Linked DNA regions of Homo sapiens: all the other regions are linked to region 1. A link is a loop called in an ENCODE intact Hi-C map of the cell type or tissue named here. Cell type or tissue: PC-3. All regions are shown on one strand.

Region 1 (8,000 bases):
ACGTACCAAGCGTCACGTTCCCTGATTGGGATCTAAATTCTGTGGGTCTGACTTGCGACTTACAACAGGGGGCTTTATTTTTAACTCATGTGACAAGCACATGTTACAGGTGGTGGTAGTAAGGAGGGATTCTGCCTATTCAGCATCAGTGGCAGAAATGGACGTGGAAGAAGTGACGTTCTGTAGAGGCTGGAGATCCTCAGACTCTTCATAAGAATAACCCACAGGCTGCCTAGAAATTCAGCTTTCTAGGCTCAGCTCCACAATTTTGCAATTTTGTATTAGCCAGTAAGGGGTAGAGTCCCAGAAATCTTCATTTTTAACTAGCATTTCAGCTGATCCTGATATAAGTGGTTAAGATAATTTGAGAGCCTCTGGTTTCCTGACAGTACATTTTTAACATAGTAAGCATGCAAATATATAATGTCAGCAGCATCCTCTGAGTTGATGTAAAGGGGCAGGCCATGGAGATAATCTTGGATTTGGGTCAGGCTACTCTTGGGAATATCGGATAAAACATTTGTTGATATTCCTCTCAGCTTGCCTAAGAATCATTCAAAGCCATTGATTAAGCTCTCACTGTTGCCCAACATTGAATTCAGGGCTTGGGAGGGCATGAAGGAATGAGGAGTAGTGTGTGAACCTGAGAAGGCTAGGAAGTCAAACCTTACACATAGCCCCTGGCACAGAAGCTAAGCCTTAAGCCTGTCCTTGCTTCTCCCAGTTTACTTGCCACAGACTGGGACTCCAGCTGGGCTTCACCTTCCTCTGGAAGACATTCCAAGGGCTGACCCTCTCCCTTGGGTTCCTAGTTAGCATTAAAACCACAGAGCAAGATGAAGAAGATTTGAGAGAGCTTGGCTAAGGCTGGCTTTCTCATCTTCCTTAGGAGCACCAAATCTTGGACCCCATTCAATTCTGTATGCCCCCTGCCCAGTTCTGCACTTGAACATTGCAGGTGGTCAGTAACATTTGATGAAAGAATGAATGAATGAATTGCTGGCTACACAGCCATGTCAGAGTTTCTCATGGAGGCAGCATAGCATGATGGTCAGGAGTGCACATTCACGAATCAGTCAGCCTGTGCTTTACCCCCTCCTCTTCCATTTGTTTACAGTGACTTTGGGCACAGATTCTTTGCAGATCTTCCCCTTCAGAGGAAGAATCCATTTCTCTACCCACGTCTCCATAAATCAGGGCTGGCCTTGGGACTTGCTTAGACCAACAGGCTATGCTAGGAGTGAATAACATGAGGCAGGTTATGACAAAGTGCTTCTGACATTGGCTGGGAGCCCCAGTATCCCATCCACCCTCACCAGCTCCACTTCTGGGGACTAGACCCTTTCTCCACTACTCCCACCCACTGCCACAGTCCTTCCTGACAAATGTGAGTTTTGGACCCTAGGCCTCAAGAGCATTTGCAGCTTCTACCTTTCCCTTTTTGAGAAGCAACACTAAGATAGCCATGTAAGAAAGTCATTCCAGTTTACTGGAGGATGGGAGGACACATGAATAGCCAAGGCCCCCAACCAACAGCCAGCACCAACAGCCAGACATGGGAGAGACTATCTTGGACTTTCCAGCTGAGTTGAGCCTCCAGCTGAGTGCAACAGAGCCCTGGCAAGATCAGCAGAGGAACCACCTAGTCAACTCACAGAATCAGAAGGAATAATGAATCACTGATGTTTTAAATCACTGCATTGTGGGTTGGTTCGTTACTCAGCAATAGATAACTGAGACACCATGCAAAGTGATTCAGATATTGACTGGAAACCCTGATATCCTGTCCACCCCTCACCAGCCCTCCTTCTGGAGACTAGACCCTCTTCCCACTACTCCCACCTGATGCCACAGTCTTTCCTAATAAATCTGGACAGGGGCCCTGGTGCTAGTCTCTGCAGAGCATGACCTCTAAGTAGGACCCTTTTGGGAATCCTATTTGAGTTCTTTTCTTCATTCAGCAAATGTTGCTGAGTGCTTGACACGTCATAAATGCTTGTACATGCTGGTAATACATAAACAAGGCAAAAAGAAAATCCTCTGCCCGTGGATCTTGCATTCTAGTGGAGGATAAAGGAAAAAAAGTACAGTAAATAAAAAATAAATTATAGAGTGTATTAGAATGTGATAGTACCATAGGTAATCTAAGGGTGCTGAGATTTGAGGGGGTGCATATTGCAGTTTTCACGGGGGTAACCAGCGTAGGCCTCACTGAGGAAACAAGCCAGGCAGGTAATTGGGGAACAAGTGTTCAAAACACAAGGCTACTGCTGGAGCTCTGGAGTAGCATCGTGCCTAGAGTGTGTCTTTGGAGAATTGTGAGGAGACCAGTGTCTGAAGCAGAGGGTGTGAACAGGGAGAGGCATGTGGAAGAAGGTATCAAAAATAACACATTTTCTCACATAAACCTATGAGCACTCATTGGAATGTGTGCACTGGAACCAGTCTACAAAATGCATAACTAGCTGATACCTACGTCTGCTGTCCTTTATGCAGACAAACTTACATAACCAGTGCTATTTTTTGTATCATGGGTCCTGTGACTATGGACCTTCAGAAAATGTCTGTGAGAAATATTCCAGTATGGAAGAGCCTCTGCTAGAACTCAAGGCTCCCAGCATCCTTTGTCACCCAATTCTGTGACCAGAGCCTGGGCAAGAACATCCAAGGGAATTGGAGGGAATGAGTGTACAGGAGACAGATTCACAGCAACGTCTCTGTCATGGGGAGAAGGGATCAAGCATTCGTGTGATGCTCCTTCACATAGGTGGGAAAAATGTCGAAATGAGTATGTGTCTAATATCTACCTTCCCTCCTAAGCTCCAAACTCCTAGAGAGCAGGGGCTGTGTCCCTCGTGACAAGGGGGAGCTAACAAAAATTGTTACCCAACAGAATGGACACCCGGACTTCCTGAAGTCATCACAGGATCCAGTTCTACTCTCACGCATTGCGTGGAAGGATGCATCTACTGTAAGTGAGGCGGGGATTTGAGGCACAAGGGCTGACACACAGTAGCTGCTAAGTATTTGAAGAATTAAATGTTAGAGCTCATTCAGAACCTAGCCCCAAAAAGGCAGCGCCAACATTGATCTCTGTCGCCATCTTTAGCCCAAAGGCCACACTGCAGGCTCCCAGCCTCAGAAATGGGCAGGGGGATCAAGCCTCTAGATAGCGTGGAGTCTGTGCCTTTGAGGGCGGAGATTGGAATCTGCTCTGGGGATAGACTGTGTTTTGGTAGAATTCTGGTGAACCCTTTTAGTTATGCAAATGTAAAATCCAACCAGAAATAAGGTCAGGTAAACCGAATGCCAGTGCTTCAGTCCAAGATGTTAACTTTACTGTTTATATTCATTACACTTGTTTCTGTCAAGTTCATTTATGAAGTAGCTGTATATTTTAGAGAATTATATCAAGGAAAAGTTAGTATCCATTAAAGTTGTCTGCATTTTCCTTCACTTTTACTGTTTCCTCCTTAAATCTGAGTTTAGATTTCCCTAGAACTGACATGAGTTGTGTGTCCTGCGGAGTTTTCTGTACAATGTTTTGAGCCGGTATTCCTAGGGGCTATTGTGATGCGAGAGGTGGGCCTAGGATCGCGAGATGAAAATTTGGGTCAAAGGGAAGAGTGACTAGATTCTGAATCCTGGTGGAATGACTTAGGAAACACAGGTTATAGGAGACCCTGGGTTCATCGCCCTCTTGTGTGAAGTTGTTCCATAGCTTCTTGGAACAAAGACTAGGCCCCCTGTGAATCAACTGCTGCCTACATCTGGAGTCTCTTGTAAGCACGTATGCACACACAGCACACACATACACATACATGGACACGTCATGCACATACAGACACACACATTCACCCTCCCCACCCACCCTGCTCCTGGTGCTACCTGACCGAAAGCTGGCCACACTGTGTTTAATTGCCTGTTTGCTCTCTCTCTGGACCTACCAGTTCATTCTGAGATGTAAATAGTGGATAAGACCTAAAGTGTACCTCTCCCTAGAATTCACATAATAATAACCCTCTAGCCTGGTTAGGTTTTGGAGTGAAGACTTTGGTGTGGTTTCTAGGGAGGAGAAGGAATTTAAGGAATGAGCCTTGGGGCGTGGGAGAAGAATACTCTTGGCATCGCTGAACTGCACCTGTCAGAAATTGCCTCCATTCCTTACTTTTAAACCCTAGTGCCAGAAAGTCCCATCACTATTTCTACCACAGTCCTGCAGAATTTGATTCTAAGTGCTATTTGGAGTGTCTTGCAGTCAATAAATATGAGCTTTTATTCACAAGGTCTGGTTTTCCCATCTGCACTATGTGTCCTTCAGTCATAGAGACATGTCTTCTAAGTCTTTATGTCCTCTTCCTCTTCTGTGCACTGTTAGAGAATTGGCATATTTTACATGTGAAAATTTTTTTTAGTTATATAGAGAACATGATTCAACTTGGAACAGCACCACTAGTAAGTAGGAGGAGGCCTGCATTTGCCTGGGTGGTCCATGGGCACAGTTCACAAGGGAAGGGCCAGCAGAAATGAGTTACCATGTGTTAAAATAATTAATTGGGAAGGTATTAGGCTGAGATGACTCCAGCGTGTTGGGTTCCTGCCTAAGTAAACTAAAACCCAACCCAGAGTGAATGGTCATTGACTAAGAAAACGAAACTTAAGCTTAGCCAATCAGGAACCGCCGACTAACCTGCAACTAAGGATTTTCCACTTAACCAATGAATTTTTTTCTTCCTTTTGCTTCCTGAACAACTTATAAATGGTTTTCCGGTAGCCCCTGGGTGGAGCCCTGAATCACTTGCAATTTGGCACCTTGTGATTCATGAATCATTCTCTGCTCAAATAAACTCCTTAAAATTTTAATATGCCAAAGTTTGTCTTTCAACACATGCATGAAGGTGATGAACTGGTCAGGGAAGATGAAGCAGGGGTCAGGCTGACTGTGAAATCACAGCATGGAAGCTGACCCCGGGGCAGTGCTAAACAGAAGTCAGGGAGGGAGAAGGGGAGGGAGGGGGTGGCTGAGAAGAGCTGAGGACCCAGTAGCATCTGTGTTGGCCCAGTGCTGATCTGAGGGGCCCAGGATTAAAATCTGGGTCCTGCCTGAAATACCTGGATGATTCCTTGGGGCCTCCCAGATAAAAACTCCTTCACAAGGCATTAGCAATCAGGAGCCACCCATCTTCTCATGTGAATTTGCAGCCACTCCTCAGTCCAAGCCCTGGGTCCCAGCCACATTGATGACTCACCTCAGATGTGCTGGGAGCTCTTCTCCATCATCACACCTTCCTGAGCAGTTTTTCTGCCTGGGATGCCCATCCCTGCGTTCTCTGCCTGGAAAACACCTGCTTTTTCTCTGAGGCCCAGATTATATGCTCTTTCTTCTGTGAAGCCCTGCCCAGCCCTCCCTGCCAGCTCCACCTCTAGGCTACAATGGTGTCTCTACCTGGTACCATAGCTCTTCTCACACAGTATGATGAATGTCCCATAAGAACCAAGTGATTGGCCAGATGTAGCAGCTCACACCTGTAATCCCAACACTTTGGGTGGCTGAGGTGGGAAGATCACCTGAGCCCAGGAGTTCAAGACCAGCCTGGGCAACATGACGAGAGCCAGTCTCTACAAAAAATTAAAAAAAACCTAGCTGGGCATGGTGATGCATGCCTGTGGTCCCAGCTACTCAAGAGGCTGAGGCAGAGAATGGCTTGATCCAGGAGGTCAAGGCTGCAGTGAGCCATGATTGCACCACTGTACTCCAGCCTGGGTGATAGAGCAAGACCCTGTCCTGAGGAGGAGGAGGAGGAGGAGGAGAAGGAGGAGGAGGAGGAGAAGGAGAAGAAGGAGGAGGAGGAGGAAGAAGAAGAGGAGGAAGAGGAGGAGGAGAGGAGGAAGAAGAGGAAGAAGAAGAAGAGGAAGAAGAAGAAGAAGAAGGGGAGGAGGAGGAGGAGGAATAGGAATCAAGTGTGATTATCCATTAACTTGTTTAAGATTTTGCATTTACTCAGCCTCTTCTGCATTTACCAGCAGCTGTTCTGGCCACAGCTGACATAAAATTGAGTCCCACCATGTAAACACATAGTTATAATGGGCCAGCCAGGTGATCAATTTCCCGGGGCACATACAGGCTGTGGAGAGGCAGCTCAGAGAAAGAACCTAAACATTATCAGAGCCTATCGTGTAGCTCCCGTCACACTTAATACTTGGAAGCCTGTACTTTGCCTTCAAGGCCACACATGACCCAACCCTGCTGGTCTTGCTCACTGCCTACTCCTCCCTTGCTCTCCAGGCTCCAGCCCCCACCCCAGCCTTCTACTGTTACTTGAACATACCAGCTCCTTTCTGTCTCAGGGCCAACACATTTGCTACTCTTTTGCCTTGATTATTTCTAGTCACAGTTCCTTCCTGTCCATAACCTCAGTGCAGATGTTACCTCTTCAAAAAAGTAAAAAAACAACAACAACAACAAAAAAAAAAAACCTCCCCTGACCCCCCCATCTAATATTTCCATTGAATACCTGCTGCCCTCACCTTCTAATCATGAAAAGTGCCCTTTCTGTTTTCTTGTTTGTTTATTTGCTTGTTTAGTGTTTCTCCCTTTCAATTATCAGCTACAAGGAAGTTTGGTTTTATTCACCATTCTATCCTCAGCTCCTTAAGTGGAATAAAAATTTGCAAAATGGCATTGAGGTCAGCTGCACCAAGTTTTATCTTGAGCTCCAACACTGATAGCCCATATGACCTTCAGCAAGTTATTTCACTTCTCTTAGTCCAGTTTCCTCATCTGTCAAATGGAGGTGAAAATGCTTGCCTTGAAGAGTCATTCTGAGGATGACAACAGAATGTTCTTAAAATTGCTGCCCCATGGTTGGAACTCAGAACACGCTAGGTGAATGTTAAGTAGTTATACAACAGAGGGACAGCGCCAGCAGCCTGTGCCTTCTCTGAGTCCTGATACCATGGGCTTTCTGCTCTAGCTTGATCCCAGTCAAATATTTTCCATGAAACAGAGAAGCGTTTGAGCTCTGAGGATGAGTATGAATTCCAATTGCAAACTCTCAGCTGAATTCCAGCCCTGTACTCCCAGCTATATCAAATCACCTCAACTTAGAGACTCCACTGTAACCTTAAACTCAACACATCCAGGACACACATATTGTCTGGCCCTTGCTACTACTTAAGCACCTGGCAGATAGCGGACTGTACCAACAGTCAACCACGGAATTGTGGATTCACTGTGAAGTATCTGGTAGAAAATCACAAGACTTGAGCTAGAATTTAAGTTGTAAGCAGCCCAGGGCTTTGTCCCTGTGCAGAGGACACTGAGTTCTGCCTGGGGCTTCTTGGTTGTTTCTAGAGGCTCCATAGCAGATGGACTGGAGGAGAAGCTGCAGGTAGCCTTCTAAGAACTCACCAAGTCTCTTGCATCAAACACTGGACACAGGGTCGAATAAGGCTCTGTAGTAGTTTTCTATGGCTGCTATAGCAAGTTACCACAAACTTAGAGGTTTACAATAACACAAGTTTATTATTTTATAGTTGTGGAGGTCAGAAGTCTGAAATGGGTGTCACTGAGCTGAAATCCATGTGTCAAGAGCTGTGTTCCTTCCGGAGACTCTAGAGGAGAATCCGTTCCCTTGGCTTTTCCACCTTCTAAAAACACCTGCATTTGTTGGCTCAAGGCCCCTCACTCCATCTTCAAAATTAGAAGCATGGTATCTTCCATTCTCTCTCTGACTCTCCCTTCCTGCCTCCTTCTTGTGATTAAACTGAGCCCACAAGGATAACCCAGGATTGTCTCCTCATTTCAAGATCCTTAACATAATCACATTTGCAAAACCTCTTTGGACATGTATGGTAACATATGCACAGATCTTGGGATTAGGATGTGGACATATTTCGGGGGACATTATTCTGCCTACCATAGACCCTGAGCAGGATGAGCTTGGTTTGGGGGCACAAGGCTAAAACGCAGTTTCCTGTCTCCCTACCAGCTCTGTTCA
Region 2 (8,000 bases), 290 kb before region 1:
AGCTTGCACCGTGTGCCTGGAAAAGCTTCAGACACTGCATGCCAGCCCATGAAAGTAGCCAGGAGGAAGGCTGCACCCTGTAAAGCCACAGGGGTGGAGCTGCCCAAGACCATGGGAACCCACCTCTTGCATCAGTATGGCCCAGATGTGAGACATGGAGTCAAAGGAGATCATTCTGGAACTTTAAGATTTGACTGCCCTGCTGGATTTCAGATTTTCATGGGCCCTGTAGCCCCTTTGTTTTGGCCAATTTCTCCCATTTGGAATGGTTGTATTTACCCGATGCCTGTACCCCCATTGTATCTAGGAAGCAATTGACTTGCTTTTGACTTTACAGGCTCATAGGCGGAAGGGACTTGCTTTGTCTCAGATGAGACTTTGGACTGTAGACTTTTGGGTTAATGCTGAAATGAGTTGAGACTTTGGGGGACTGTTGGGAAGGCAATGATTGGTTTTGAAATGTGAGGACATGAAATTTGGGAGGGGCCTGGGGCAGAATGATATGATTTGGCTGTGTCCCCACCCAAATATCAACTTGAACTGTATCTCTCAGAATTCCCGCGTGTTGTGGAAGGGACCCAGTGGGAGGTAATTGAATCACGGGGCCGGTCTTTTTCATAATATTCTCATGATAGTGAATAAGTATCACGAGATCTGATGGGTTTATCAGGGGTTTCTACTTTTGCTTCTTCCTCATTCTGTCTTGCCCACTGACCTGTAAGAAGTGCCTTTCACCCTTTACCATGATTGTGAGACCTTCCCCGGTCACGTGGAACTGTAAGTCCAATTAAACCTCTTTCTTTTGTAAATTGCCCAGTCTTGGGTATGTCTTTATCAGCAGCAAATGGACTAATACATCATCCCTCAACAAACTTGAGGCCACAGCCTTTGCACCTCAAAATCACCAAGCCCAGCCTCCAGTTACCAAAACTGATTAATCAGACAAGGAAGATCATAAGCTCCACACTCTTCCTCCATGTTATGGGACTACCACAGGAAACATTGCCTGGTTCGGGTCATACAAGCATGCCTTTGCCCCAGTTTTGACGTAAGAGCACCGATGATTTTCTTCTGCTGTCCTGACTCTCAGACCTTTTCTTTGGACGGTGGTGCTGACTCCATTCCCCGCTCCCATTGGCCGAATGTGACTCAGGCTGGACCAATCAGAGCCTTGCATTCCCCTGGCCATAGTGGTTGGTTCCAGATCAAGCCACACCTAAATCCACGCCCTAAACTCTTCTGTCACTTGAGCTTGTACATGTCCTCTTTGCTTAAGCAGTTTTGGGTTGGGTTTGCTGTCGCGTGCAACCGTAACAGCATTGAAGATTTATCCACACAGAGCCTGGTGCCTGTGACAGTGTGCCCGTATAAGGCCAGCTGCCAAGAAGACGCGAGCCTAGCATCCAGCCTTGAGTTTCTATGCAACTGTGTTGACTGGAGACTTCTGAGGAGAGAAGAGGCCTCTAGGAGACAGGCTAGGGTGGGAAGCGTTAAGACAGGGTAGGTGCCATCAGGAGCCTCCAAACCTGCCCCAGAGCCACCAGTCTGCCTCTGCGGGCCTCTCTCTGACGCCCTTCCAATCTGTGCCCTTTCTGCAGCTGTCTTCCCTCCATTGTCATAAATACAATCATGCAGCCAAGTGAGTCCAGACTCAGCCAGCTCTTTCTCATCCATACCCAGGGCTCTGCAATCTGCTTTCTTCTCCTTCTCCCTTTGTAGCCCATAATTGTGATGATCTGCCCCACACACCAAAGTCCACTGTCTCAGAACCTCACCCCAGACCCTCTGGGGGCCCTTGCCTTAACAGTCAGCTTCTCACTGACCACCCTCAGCTGAGGCTGAGGTTCCCTGACACATAGCAGTTCTCTGCTCTGGTGGTGCCCTAGAATCACTTGAAAAGATTGGACAAAACACTGAGGCCCGGCTGGGCGCGGTGGCTCACGCCTGTAATCCCAGCACTTTGGGAGGCCGAGGTGGTTGGATTACGAGGTCAGGAGATCGAGATCATCCTGGCTAACACGGTGAAACCCAGTCTCTACTGAAAATACAAAAAATTAGCCGGCTGTGGTGGCGGGAGCCTGTAGTTCCAGCTACTCGGGAGGCTGAGGCAGGAGAATGGCGTGAACCCGGGAGGTGGAGCTTGCAGTGAACTGAGATCACGCCCCTGCACTCCAGCCTGGGCGACAGAGCGAGACTCCGTCTCAAAAACAAAAACAAAAACAAACAAACAAAAAACACTGAGGCCTGGGCCTCATTTGCAGCTCTTCTGATTTAACTGCTCATGAGTAGGGCCCAGGCAACAGGATTTTGTAAAATTCCCCAGATGATTCTAAGGTGCAGTGATACAGTGTGAGTCTCTGCTCACAATTTCTGGGGAAGCTCCAAGCATGGCCCTTTGCACATGCTTGTTGCGTTTAAGGAAAAGTCCACACACAAATGCAAAGAGCTTCACGAGGCACTTCAAACTAGTGTCCCTTTTCTTCAATCCTCTCAGTGGTTTCCATGGCACCTGGAGTGGCCTAGAAGGCAGTGTCTGTGACTTGGCCCCTGTCTGCCTCTCCTTCCACATCTGGAAGCACTCTCCTATTGCAGACCATGAGGCATCCCCCCGGCCTTCATTCTGCTCCCTTATCCTGGTGACTTCCATCGCAAGCCTGACTTCTGTGCATCAGTCAGCCTGGGCTTAAACATCCCAGGCTACCCCAACTGAAACAGGTCTCCTCCCCAGTCACTCCATTGCATCATTTTGCTTCATTGTCATAGTATTTCGCACTATCTGAAATTACTTTGTTTTTTATCTGTATAAATTTTTTATTGCCCATCTTACATCCCCCTCCCCTCCAACACACACACACATATCCAGTAAAGTAAGCCTCAAGAGGACAATTCTGTCTGTTCTTTCATGTCTGTATCCCAGTACCTACTGCCTGGGAGTACACCTGGAGCTCAGCAAACATTCACTGACTAAATGGTTGCATTTTCCCCAGCAGGATGTACAGACGAAAAAAGACCAGAGGATATCAAATCTCACCACAAGGTGGGAGCATGCGTCCAGTCAATCGAGAGATCCTCTGTGCTGCGCACTGAGAGCACTCGGAGAGAAATCGTCAACGTGAGGCGCCTCTGGCTTTCCATCCTTCCATATCTGTCTAATTAACTCACATGCTAAGAAGACCAGCCATCAAGCCAGACAAGGAAGCTGGGACTTCAAATTTCCCCTACCTAGCCTCAACTATTCTCCCTTTATGATGGGCACATTAATATTCTTCCAAAATATCAGCATCATTTTGCAACTGGCTACAAAATACTTTAAAAGGAAAGATTCCACATGTTCCAGAAATAAAGTGCTTGAAATACTTTTGACGATGAGGATAAAACCCGTGTTTTAAGAGGAAGTTAGCTAAGGCTGGAGAGTTGGAACCCTCTGGCTTACTGATATTTATTGATCAATTACTGTATGCCCAAACATGTTGTGTAATAGTTGATCAGTAACTACTAAGTATAAACAAACTTTGACACTCCTTACCACAAATGGGCTTTAATAATAACAAACTAGTGAAGTTGGTTGGGCACAGTGGTTCACGCCTATAATCCCAGCACTCTGGGAGGCCGAGGAGGGTGGGTCACAAGGTGAGGAGTTCAAGACCAGCCTGGCCAGGTCTTTTGTATTTTTTGTAAAATACAAAAAATTAGCCAGGCATGGTGGTGGGCGCCTGTAATCCCAGCTACTCGGGAGGCTGAGACAGAGAATTGCCTGAACCCAGGAGGCAGAGGTTGCAGTGAGCCGAGATCATGCCACTGCGCTCCAGCCTGGGCAACAGAGCAAGACTCCATCTCAAAATAAAAATAAAAGTAAATTGGTAAAGTCCTTTTTTTATATAGATTTTTCCCATGTGTCTGGGAAGACAAAATGAACATTTGAAACATGAAGCAGTAAAGTGCTCAAATTTGGTAGTTTGAACAATTAAAAGTTAGGGTAACTGTAGTATGCTGTTGAAGTATGCTGAATGAAGTATGCTGTTGAAGTATGCTGAATAAAGAAGAGAGCAAGCAACTTGGAGAAAGAAAATCAGAGTCTTCTGCTTGGGGTCTTAGTCACTTTACCTCTGAGTACCTGATTTGGGGGTGAAGCCCCCAGAACCACATATGCTTCATTTTCATAGTATTTAACACTATCTGCTCCATGCAAGTTCATTGAACAAATGAATCCATTTGTAGAGAGGGAATGATAATAATATTAACCTCTGTGGCTAGGAGGTTTAAATGAAATAATGAAGCCAAACAGGTTTTGTAACTCATAAAATGCTACAATATATTGTATATTATGATTAAATGCTAATCATACAGCCCAACAATAGGAGAGCCTGAGGCAGGCACGGAGGAGTCATTGTCCACCAGAGACCTGTGGGAAGGCTTCTTAGAGACGGGAGAGGGGCAAAGCTCTGGAGCATACCTCTCCACCTTTCTCCATCACGAGCAGCCAATCGGCATTTAGCATACCCCACCAGGCAGCAGGAACCCCCTTGCCAGTCTTCATGGAGAACATGGGTTCTCATCTGGGAACAAGTCCATGCTCCAAAGGCCAGAAATGCTTCCCTCTTGGCCAGATTCTTTCCAAATGGCAGAGAGTGACTTTTCAGCAAATTGGATCTAATAATATTCCTGCCAGGAACCCTCCTACCCCCACCTCACACATTAACATCCTAGGAAGAAAGGCTCTGGAGCCATTCAGAATCTTATTATTGCCACTATAATTATTATAGTTATGACTATGACAATCATTATAAGGAAAATCATCCAAATGTAGTAAGGCAAAAAAAAAAAAAAAAAAAAAAAAGAAGGTGACTTCATGGCTATGAACAGAGTTAAAAGGCCAGCAGATAAAGAGAAATGTCAATCTCTCTTCTGCCAGGCCACCTCCAAGTGTGTGGGGAAGCTGGGTGTGTATTGCAGGGGTGCAGGGGAACTGCCCTATGGGAGGAAGAAGTCCTTTCCTTCTCCTTCCTGTCCAATACTTGTCTGTTCTCCTTTCCAAATGTCTCTAGCAGCCCTCATTTCCTCTCCATCCCTTCTTTGACTGCCTGAACTCAGGCCCTCATCACCTCTTGCCTGTATTATTGCAAGACCCCCCTCACCCACCTTCCAGCCTCTGGGTTCACCCAGTCTCTCTAGTGTTGCCCCAAAGGGATCTTTTTAAAATAGATGGCATCATGACACTCCTCTGTAAAACCCAGGCGAAGCTTCCCATGGAAAATATGAGAATATATGTGGAAGTCTTCTGCATGGCTTGAAAGGCTTCAGAATGGTGCTATTATCTGCATGTTTGTGTCCCTCAGAAATTCACAAGGTGAAGGTGTTAGGATGTGGGGCCTTTGGGAGATGATTAGATCATAAGGGTGGAGCCTATGGGAATGAAATTAATGTCCTCATAAAAGAGGCTGCAGAGAGGCCCCTCACCCCTTCTGCCATGTGAGGACCCTGCAATAAGGTGCTTTCTATAAGTCAGAACACGGGCCCTCACCAGATATCCAATCTGCCTTGATCTTGGACTTCCCAGCCCCCAGAACTATAAGAAATACATTTCCGTTGTTTATAAACCACCCAATCTATGGTGTTTTGTTATAGCAGCGTTATGTAGCAGCCTAAACATGCTAAGACAACTGGCCACTGCCTTATCCTATGGAGCCCACAGGCAGAAAGACAGATTCTTGGCTCCTGCACATACATCACCCATTCACATGCTTTATGTCCTCTTTTCTCGTAGTCAGTCAAGTTGTTCTCATAGCCTGGAAGTACCTGTTCATCCTACCGCCTACCTTTTGAAGTCTTTCAAACCTTGGCTCAGACCACCTGTTCCAAATATTTCTCAATGTTGGAATTATCTTCTCCTCAGCCTCTCCTAAGTATATTATTTGCATTTAAGATACCCACCCTCAGATTTGGGCTACTAAGTTCACATCTCTAGCTCCCTGAGCCTGCAACCCCTGGGTGTCACCTCCTCCTCCAATATTTAGCATTAGTTAATAGTTGGAGCTGAACAAATGCCTGGTGAGTTGAAAGTATGTTTTATCGCTTTACCTTGGTATGTTCTTGCAATGATTCTGTGGGGCGAGCACATCACTGTGATGACCATGGTGCTGCACATGAACAAACAGAAGCCAAGCAACTTGGCCTGGGCCAGACACCCAGGTGATGGATCCATGTGTACAGCCTAGCTCACTACAAAGGAAGCAAGGGTGGACCCACTCAGAGTGGGACACTGCACTGGGGAAGTGCCTGGGGTGACTCCATGGGTCACAGTATATAACACAGTGATTAAGAATCCAGGCTCTGTATCTGAATCTCAGTTTCATCCTTTCTGTCTGTGCAATCCTGGGTAAGTTTCTTCATCTCTTAATTTCAGTTTGTTTGTTTATAAAATGAGGGTAATGATAGCACCCTCACAGGACTGCCAGGAGTAAATTAGATAGCATCAAATACTAGCATTGAAGCAGGCATATACCGATACGTAGAGTTTTGTTGTGATTAAATTAGCACTAAGAGTATCGACAAACGACAGAGTCATATTTCTCTTTTGTGCCTGGGAATAGTGAAGAGGAGTCCAAAGTACCATCCCAGGAATGAGGAGGAGAAGGAGAGGTTGGAACAACATCCCCTGGTTGCCTGAGCACATTCCCAAGATACCAGGCCACCCATCAGCATTTCCCAAGCAACAAGTCACTGTCATTTCCTCCCCCATGCCCTGGGAAAGTGCACAAATTGAGTTCATTCCACAAGCCACTGTCTCCTCTTCTCAGGCCCAGTCATGACCCTCCCAAGCTATTTGATACACAAAGGTCCAGGTATCAGCCATGTTGGATGTGGTTCTGCAGGCATCTTTAGGTACACAAAAGATGAAAGCAGCACGCTTGCAACGAAGTTAGTCAGTGCATGGAAGAGATGCCTTCTTGCTTCTTTGAATCCAGGTTAATGAAAGGTGAATCCAGTTATCCAAGTGGAAGGAAGACAGCGAGAAAAGATAAAGAGAAGTTTCAATAGTGATGAGGAACCAGGCAAGACCTGCTTCCTAAGTTGCAGCAGAGGCTGAATAGTTCAGACCCTGGAGTCAGTCTGCCTGTGTTCAAATTTCTGTCCCATCACTTCCTAACTGCATGGCTTTGGGCAAATTATATTGGCATTTTCTATTTCCTTACCTGCAAACTCAGAGTGCTGCTAACATCTATATCATAGAATCATTGTAGGGATTAAATGGGATAATTCATGTAAAGTTCGTAGCACAACACTGGACACAATAAATGCTCACTCGGTTAAGAGGGTTAGTAGTGGTGGTGGTGATGGTGGTGATGGTGGTGGTGGTGGTGGTGGTGATGGTAGTTTGATCCTGATCTAAACTGGGTGAATAATTTTATTCCCATTTCACAGGTTCAATAAACTCAGGTTCAAGCAGTCAACGGTCTTGCTCAAGGTCACACAGTACATGGCAGGTCCAACTCAAGTTCCACTCTGTTTCTGCCTGGGAGCTCAGTGAGTGATCCAAATGCCCTAAGGAGGAGGAGCTGAGACCAGAATGGACATTCTTTTCTGAAAATCAGAGGACAAGAAAGATCCAAACCAAAGACCAAACTGAGCTAGGTAAAACATGAAAACATTCCAAATCATTACTTAGAACTAGTTAAGAGCATGCCTACTGAGAAAGTCACTCTCTTCTACTTCCCTGAAATTGCCAACTTGTGCAAGATTTCACCATTCTCCTCCCCAGTATTCGTCTACGTCAGATGTAGTACTTCTATACTCAGATATAGTGCTTCAAGGGAGGCCTTACAACCAGGAACAGAGGTGAAGTTTCCCCTAGAAGGAGCCCTAAGTCTATGGGTTTGAGCAGCAAAGGCAAGGAGGCTTCAATCTTGAACCCAAGCTACTTCAAGAGGGTCTGGGCTGCAGAAAAAGCCCACCTGTCTAGGACCTGTCCTGTGAGCTATTGTTCTACCCCCAGGTGAAAT
Region 3 (8,000 bases), 120 kb before region 1:
GGTTACAAGAGCGAAACTCCGTCTCCAAAAAAAAAAAAAAAAAAAAAAAAAAAAAAGGATGCATGTTCAGTGAGGTCAAATAACCTACTCCACTTAGTTTGTAAGCATCAGTCTTGGGCCAAAAGTCATGTCCACTTGATGCTGGGATTCCACTTCAATCAAATGAGGCAATTGGACTCTACTGCAGCTAACTGCTACTTACACATCAGAATTACCCAAGGAGCTTTAAACATATTTATCTATCCCTCTGACCCAGGCTGACTGAATCAGCATCCCTGGGTGTGGGCTGGGAATGTGTCTTTTCAGCACACTTCCCCAGCAAGATAAAAGTGCCTCTGTAAACTGAGAGCAGGAAACCAGTGGGCAAGATTGTCAACTCATGGAGTCAGGGACATGTTTAATTCATTTGTGAATCCCCTGGTACTGGCACATAGAAAGCGTCCCATATTATCTGCAAAATGAATGAATGAATAAATGAGCAAGTAGGTGAATGAATGATTCTGAGGTCTCCTCCAGCTTTGATGGCCTATGACCGTGTGACTCCTGCATATGCATGAACACACAGACACAGACACTACACACATGCACAGACACACATACACACTTGGAGCAAAGAGGGATGAAGCCTGCCACACTGCAGGTGGTCCTAGCTGCCTGACCTCCCTTCCTCACACACTGACACACCTCCCTCTTTGTTGACCTGTTATTTATTGTGCACCCATTGGGTGCATGGCCTAGCCCTAGGCCCTGGCCGGAGACCCAAACATGGCCTCCAAGGGCCAACCTTACTTTGTGGAGGTGCAAGCCCCAGAGCTGGTTACAAGCATGGGAAGGGAGGAGGGTGGCCTAGCAGGAAGGCTGGGGAGGCAGTGTGTCAGCCGGCAGGCAGCAGCGGGTAGCAGAGGCCCCCTCTTGGCGGGCAGCCTACTTGCACACTTGGCTGAACAGAGACAATGGTGGCTGGTCCCTCCGGCCCAGCCTCCTTCCTACAGGCAGAGCCCCAAGTCCATGAGTCTCCGGAACCTCCCTCAGAGAACAAGCCCAGCTGGGAGGCAGCCAGAGGGCAGGATGAGGGGATTTCCCAGGGGAGAGCAGCAGAGACCCTCTGAGCTGCCAGAGATGGGGAAGGGGTCCAGGCACCCCACAGGAAGGAAGGTTTAAGGCATGTGTAGAAAGGAGCACAGAAAAGTCTCCCGAGCCTGGCCTAGGCCTCGCCTGGTCGCCAGCCTCCGTCCCATCCCTCACAACTCTCCTGAGCTGTGGCTCCTGCCAGGCAGACCCCTAAGGGAAACTGTCGCCACCTTTTACCTCTCTATCCTCTCCAGTGGTCTGAACATAGAGAACCTCCTTCTCTGCTCTGTTGGAACAAAGGCTCCTTGTTCCTAGGGTTCCAGGGTTCCCTGCAAAGCTCTGGAGGCCCCACCCCGCCCAGCCCTCACTCATGCCATCAGCTCTGCTCTGTTGATGAGCAGTTGGGTATGTGAGACTGTTTCATCTACTTCGGGGGAAAGGAGACACAAGGAGACAAAGGCACAGGGCCCCACAGCCGTGCAGAGCCCTTGAAGCCCCCCGAGGTCCCTGCCCAGAAGGCTGTCCCCTCAGTGGGCAGGACCTTAGCGACCCTGCTCCCTGGGTCACAGGAGGCTGGTTAGGAATTTCTCAAGAGTCCCTGATTCACTCTCCTGGGGCCTCCCCAGGAAGGTCACCTAATTCCCAGAGCAAGACCATCCTTGGGGCTGTGGCTCCCCTGGCTGGGCTGCCCAGGGGCCTCTGCTGCCCCAAGCTCTCCCCCAGAAGCCAAGGGCACACCACATAAGCACTGGTTCTCAAACAAGTGCTGAGTTCTCAGCAAGTCTAGGAAATGAGGCCACTCTGGATTCTGGGGCCTGGAGGGTGACATGGGCTGAGCTCTGGGAGGAAAGTCAAGTCCTCACCTCCCTCTTCCCTTGGGCGTGGCCAGGGACTGGGGCTGCGGAGGGACTGCCATGGGGGTGGTGGGGAGCACAGCAATATTAGGAAAGCTTCAGGGAGCACAAGAATGAGGGCCACAGGGAAACAAGGTTTGTCCTTCAGCAGGGAAAGGAGGTGCCTCATCCGTCATGGTGGACTCATTGAAATAAGTCTCCTCCAGGGAGGTTCATCTCAGGTCTACCCTGGAGCAGGGAACAGTGTCTCTGAGGTGGTGCTGGCTTCACAGCTGATTGCGGTTCCGCTTAGGGATGATCTTCCGGTAGGTTCTGCGCTCTGAGATGTTGCGCTTCACCTTGGCCGTGGTGGGAGCCTCATCCTGGTGCAGGGACGGGCTCGAGTGGGACTTCTTCAGGCTGAGCTTGGGCTCCCGAGTGCCTCCAGCTTCCCTCCCCAGCTGCTCCTCCCACAGGTCCAGAGCATCAGAGGGGCAGTGCAGGCGGGCCACCAGCAGCTGCACGTAGGTCTCGTAGCGGGTTTTCTGCAACACACAGGCCCCACCACCTTAGCACCATCCTGGCTCCAGGTTGGGAGGAGGCTAGAATCGTGAGGGACAGCTCACAGGTACATGAAGCTATGGCGATACAGACCTCGACAGAAAGAGGGCTGGACCAACCGTGAGTGTCAGTATAATGCTTGGATAAGCAGACTGCAGAGCACACCTCTGGATAGTATTATAATGACACATATCAGCCCAGCCCTGTTCTAATAATAACCAACCCCTTGGAGTGCTGTAACTAACATCTCTATGCCATGTTCCATCTTTGAGGCACTAAAAGATGTGTCACCCACTATGCCTGAGATCTTTGCAGCCCTACACACAAACAGCTCACATCTGTACAGCCCTAATTGGGTCTAAATAGCATTTTAACAATTGGCATCTGTGGAGCATGATGCTAACTACCCTCATCTACTTAACACTGTACTCCTGAGGCCCCTGCAGCTAGCATCCTTGGGATATGGTTTCCAGTTTACAAAGTGCTTCCTCACCCTCCATCCCATTGGATCCTCATGCCAGCCCTGGGAGGGGACAAATCATTGCGGAAGGGAGGGCTGGTGACTTGTTAAAGGTCCCAGCTGGTCAGTGGGAGGAAGAGGTTGGGTCCTCACAGCCACACCCTGAGGCCTCTGAGAAGTGGGGAGTTCACAGCCATGGATACAACCAACAAGCCAAGGGATAGCCTGGGACCTTGAAAGACAGGCAGAGGGCTGCATGCGGGCACAGCGGGGACAGGCAGGAGGCGATGTTGACTCCCACTTCCTGGTCTCTGCCTCTGGGTGGCCTCTGATTCCCTCTATTTTCACATTGCATTCACCTACCCTTCCTGCCCAGTGGGCCCTCACCCTAAGCAGGCACCCAGGATCCCTGAAGCAGGCACCCAGTGTTAGGATCCCAGATGAACTGACGTCACACCAAAGCAGAATTGGGGAGTGTGGGTGGATGGGTGAGGGTTGGGGGAGACTAAGGGATAAAACATTTCAACATGGGCTGTAGAGTCAACAAAGTCATTACTGGCCGGGGCAGTGGATCACACCTGTAATCCCAGCACTTTGGAAGGCTGAGGCAGGCAGACCACTTGAGGCCAGGAGTTCAAGTCCAGCTTTGCCAACATGGTGAACCCCTGTCTCTACTAAAAATACAAAACTTATCCAGGTGTGGTGGCTCACACCTGTAATCCCAGCTACTCGGGAGGCTGAGGCAGGAGAATCGCTTGAACCTGGGAGGCGGAGGTTGCAGGGAGCTGAGATCGAGCCACTGCACTCCAGCCTGGGCGACAGAGCGAGACTTTGTCTCAAAAACAAAAACAAAAACAAAAAAACACGGTCATTTCTTAGTTAAGACCATAAACGGGGCATTTAGAGCAGCATGTAAATTTACCAGATTTGGAAGAGTAGTTTAATTTCTCTGTGCCTCAGTTTCCTCATCTGTAAAATGAGGATAACAGGACCTACCCAGAGCTGTTAATTGAATGAGACAATCCATGCAAGGAAGACAAGCTCCATCCATACTACCTATTAATATTTGGTAGGTATTAGAAGGAACAGTTGAGCTGAAATACAGTTTTCCCTTCAACTTGGGAAAAGCCAAATATACTCTTAGGAGAAAAGAAAACTGTAAAATAACATCTGCTATGGGTGTTTCCAGACAAGCAGCTGCTATGTGCCCCCAGGACGAGAGGCGACAGGCCTAAGTGCGTGGGGACACACACTCTTTGTGCACGCCCGTGCACGCGGGTGTCCATGTGGGAGCCCCCGCCCCTTTGCAGACGGCGCACGCGGGCCCCGCCCGCACGCAAGCGCCTCTCCCCGCCCCGGCGCGGTCAGGGCAGTGACGGCTGCAGGGACCGAGGCGGCCACGAGAGGGCGGAGAGGGCGCTGCGCAGCGGCGGGGAGGTGGGCTCGGCCGCTCACCTCGTACTCCAGGTACTCCTTCCGCAGGCGGTGCTCCTCCAGCTCGCGGCCACGGCCCCGCCGCTCCGGCAGGTTCCTCTGTAGATCCAGCAGGTCGTCCGCGGCAGCGTCCAGGCAGTTCTCGTGGGATCGATGCTGCTCCTCCTGCGAGCAGCGGGCGGTGAGGGGCGCTGTCCCGGGCGTCCCCTCCGCCGCTTTCCGGGCCCGGGCGCGCCGCCCCCCTGGCCGCCTCGGTTCCCAGGCCAAGTGCGCAGCCCGCCTCCAGCCTCCCCGAGTTAGTCCTGGGGCTCCAGGTGCACATTCCCAGTTCCGCCGGACCCCACCCCTTCCCGGAGGCCGTACCAGGGAGCTCTGGGCGGGGCCCACGGGCAGGATGGGCCGCACGAATCTGCGCTGGGAGCCCACAGCGGCGGGGAAGGGCGGCGCGGAGTGCGTGGCCGCAGCCAAGTTGATGCGCGCGATCCAGGAGCTCATCTCCTTGGCAGTGCTGGGGCAAAGGAGGTCGTTGGTCCCCGGGGACACAGAGTCCGTCCTGTCACCCTCCTCCCGCCCCCTCCTGTGGCTGCTTGCACAGCTGGCCAGCTGCTCAGAACTCAGCCTCCCATAGTTACAGCCCTGCCACTAGCCGGGCACCCGACCTCTGACCGTGGCATTTCTTATCAATAAAGAGGAAAATTTGGAGGCCCGGTGCGGTGGCAACGCCTTGGCAGGCGGATCACCTGAGGTCAGGAGTTCGAGACCAGCCTGGTCAACAGGGTGAAACCCCGTCTCTACTAAAAATACACAAATTAGCCAGGCGCGGTGGCGCCCGCCTTTAATCCCAGCTACTCGGGAGGCTCAGGCATGAGAATCGCTTGAACCCGGGAGGCGGCGGTTGCAGTGAGCCGAGGTGAGAGTCACTGCACTCCAGCCAGGACGACAGAGCGAGACTCTGTCTCAAAAATAAACAATAAAAAATAAAGAGGACAATCTGAGAAGGTGACAGATTTCATAACAAATGCCAGATATGGTCAATCATTAGCAACTTCCCGGAATCCTGTGTTCTGAACTGGGAGGCTTTATCCCACTGACAAGGAAAAGGCATACTGTGCTGGCAAAGTTGGCCAAGGATGGGGAGGAAGTAGGCGATGCCTGGGCTTCATCCCTGGTCCCCAGCTCCTCTTCCTGCTGCCGCTTTCTAAGAATTTCTGATCATACGGCCATTCCCACCAGGACCCCCTGGGGCCCACAAGCCTCAGGTGTCAGCAGGGTCAGGGGAGAGAGAACTAGGGCAGGGCAAGGCCTTGCCACAGTCTCCCACCCCAGGGACTTACGGTGCCTGGAAGAGGTAGAGGCGCCAGTCAGCCGTGCGCAGCTGGAAGACGTGCGGCTTCTTGGTGTAATGCGTGGCGGGGGTGGCCAGCGAGTGGTGCACCCCCACGGGCTCATCCACCATCTGCCCCACCAAGCTCTCCCCCTCCAGACAGTGGTCTTCTCCCTGCTACCAGTCACAGGGGCTCAGAGAAGAGGTTATCATCAGCTGCCCACCCTCCAGACTGTTCTGGGCCTCTCTCAGTCTCCCATTCTGACAGGGGTGTTGGCTCCTTTCCTACCTTCAGGAAGTAGAGAACCATCCCTCGCAGTAAGGTGTGGAACATCTTCCAGCCACGCTTGCCCCATGGCGCTGTTCCAGGAACAGAACACAAATGTTGTAGGTGGGGGCACCAGCATCCAGACACACTCAGACACACGCAAGTGTGCATATGCCCCCTGTCCCTCACACCACCTCCAGTCTCTCACCAGGATGCACACAAATGCAGAACATGCCAACACAAGAAAACACATACAATCGTAAACAAACATATAGAGTCTCTCCACACACAGGCAATGCCCGCTGGAAACAAAACCATAGAACCACTCACATCCAAATATAGATATTCATACATATCATCTTCTCTCCAACTCCAAACACACACCCACTACCCCAAGTAGTGGCAAACACCCAGGCACAAACACAGCTCCTCCCAGACAGCTTTCTAGTCCCTGCAGGATGATCTTGACCTTGCATACCCATCTAGAGGGGCTCAAGGGCGCAGAGCCCAGCTTTGGGGTGCCCTTCCCTGTGTACCCCACTCTGAGCACCACCTGCCCTCTTTTCCCCCTACCTCTCCACCCTGGTCTTGTGTGGTAAGATCCATTCTAAGCTCCTTGGACAAAAGGCAGCCCTAGGGCCCCGGCGGCTTCACAGCCAATGCTAGTTCCCATCCTGGTCGCCCCAGCCTATTCAATCTGTGCTTGCACATTAGTCTGCTGAGATCACCACTCTGGACATGTTGGTGCCATAATCAAAAGCCTTCAGCTGCCTGTGGAATAAGGCCCAAATGCAGGCCCTGGCAATTTTGCCTCAAGTGTACCTCCCTTTCACACACCCCATGTTCTGAGCAAACTCGGCTTGCTGTTTTCTCTGTGGGGGATGCCCTCTGCCCAGCTTCCAAATTCCAGACCCTCTTCTCCTCCAAAGTTCAGCGCAGATACCATCACTTACCAGAAGCCTTACCTCTCCCTGTAGCCACATCCCGCTTCCAAAACAAAACCAAAAACCTTTTTCTCCTCACTTGATTCAGCCCCTAGACACTCAGCTCTTGCTACATTTTTTTCGCAGACATTGACACACTTGTCTAATCTCTACCTTACTACAGGGACTCTGGGGCCCAGGAATAACTAGGCCTGTTTTGTCTGGGTTCTCCTACCTACCCTCTAGTGCCTCACACAGCATCCAGCACATGGTCACTGTTCAGTACGCACTGAGGAAGGAACATGGGCTGGCTGCCTGTCCTCAACGCGGGCTGTCTCTCTGCACACCTGTGCATGCATCGGCACAGGTCCCTGAGCAGGGCTGCTCCCAGCACGCCACCCTGTTTGTGGGCAGCAGACACTCACTCTTCTTGCCGTCTGCATCTTGATGCATTTTCCGAGCCAGGATGCCCTGCTTGTAGGTGGGCACTGTGGGATCCTGAGCCAGCTGAAGGAAGGGCTTGCTCATCTTGCCAGCTGGCAGGGACGGCTGGGCCTTCTCAGGTCTGGCTGTGTCTTCTTCATCCCTGAACATCAGAGAATCGGGCTGGAAGTGCTGACTATGCAAAGAGAACTGGGAGGTATCCATTGCCTCCCAGAGCCTTAGCAACCTCTCTTTTCCTGGGAAGCCACACCCCAGGACCCCCCACAAGGAGTCCTCCTTCACAGTGAACCCATCAATTCCTGAAAATTCTGCCATACCCCACGCCCCACTACCTCTGGCCCTCCGGTATTACTTGGGCTCCTCTATGCTCTCTCCCCAGAGCCCTGCCTCTGGCTTTGCCTCACTCCAAGGGGAGCACTATCTGAGTTTCTCTAACTCTCGGGTGGGTGACAGAGGGAGGACAGTCCAAAGACAGGGGAGAGGGGTGAGAGGGAGAGGGGAAAGGGAGTCTCACTCACACGGCCCACTCGAGCTTCTCGCTGCGGATAGACCAGTAGAGGGCCTGGAACAGAAGCACACAGGTGGGCAGGGGAGCCTCAGGGCTGTGGAGCCTAAAGTCTCTTTGTCTGGCAGAGGTAGGATAGGGGCATGTGTACAGCCTGCCTCCTCCACCCACAACATA

The links. Hi-C counts contacts between places; a loop is a spot of excess contacts. Peaks named below come from ENCODE experiments on the same cell type or tissue, not always from the same donor. Only the 100,000 strongest peaks of a DNase experiment are listed, where the experiment ranks them.
Region 2: it touches region 1 in a loop (8-fold over the local background); 11 of 110 quality-filtered maps call a loop at or near these places.
Region 3: a loop joins it to region 1, with 8 times the contacts of the local background. A loop is called at or near these places in 43 of 110 quality-filtered maps.

The regions. Positions count from the first base shown.
Region 1 is chr2:113,075,349-113,083,348 of GRCh38, reverse strand. IL1F10 (interleukin 1 family member 10) reads right to left here. Exons shown (of 5, transcript NM_173161.3): 5 at 7,506-8,000. The coding sequence ends at 7,985. Among named protein-coding and RNA genes, the nearest start is that of IL1F10, 11 kb to the right of the region's middle. RefSeq lists an enhancer at 4,280-5,479. In PC-3, CTCF peaks have their summits at 2,918 and 3,122; DNase peaks (open chromatin) are centred at 4,038, 4,728 and 5,228; H3K4me3 peaks cover 957 bases; H3K27ac peaks cover 4,078 bases.
Region 2 is chr2:113,365,755-113,373,754 of GRCh38, reverse strand. The region is part of intron 2 of LINC02966 (long intergenic non-protein coding RNA 2966); the gene reads right to left. LOC107985936 (a long non-coding RNA gene) reads left to right here. Exons shown (of 2, transcript XR_001739651.2): 2 at 2,991-3,363. Among named protein-coding and RNA genes, the nearest start is that of LINC02966, 45 kb to the right of the region's middle. In PC-3, CTCF peaks have their summits at 2,838 and 3,040 (motif pointing right); a DNase peak (open chromatin) is centred at 3,054; H3K27ac peaks cover 618 bases.
Region 3 is chr2:113,195,607-113,203,606 of GRCh38, reverse strand. It overlaps PSD4 (pleckstrin and Sec7 domain containing 4), which reads right to left. Exons shown (of 17, transcript NM_012455.3): 11 at 7,837-7,880; 12 at 7,300-7,460; 13 at 5,973-6,043; 14 at 5,694-5,860; 15 at 4,723-4,867; 16 at 4,381-4,524; 17 at 1-2,449. The coding sequence ends at 2,192. Among named protein-coding and RNA genes, the nearest start is that of PSD4, 26 kb to the right of the region's middle. RefSeq lists a silencer at 4,129-4,418. In PC-3, CTCF peaks have their summits at 3,226 and 4,360 (motif pointing right); DNase peaks (open chromatin) are centred at 4,326 and 4,676; H3K4me3 peaks cover 2,308 bases; H3K27ac peaks cover 1,583 bases.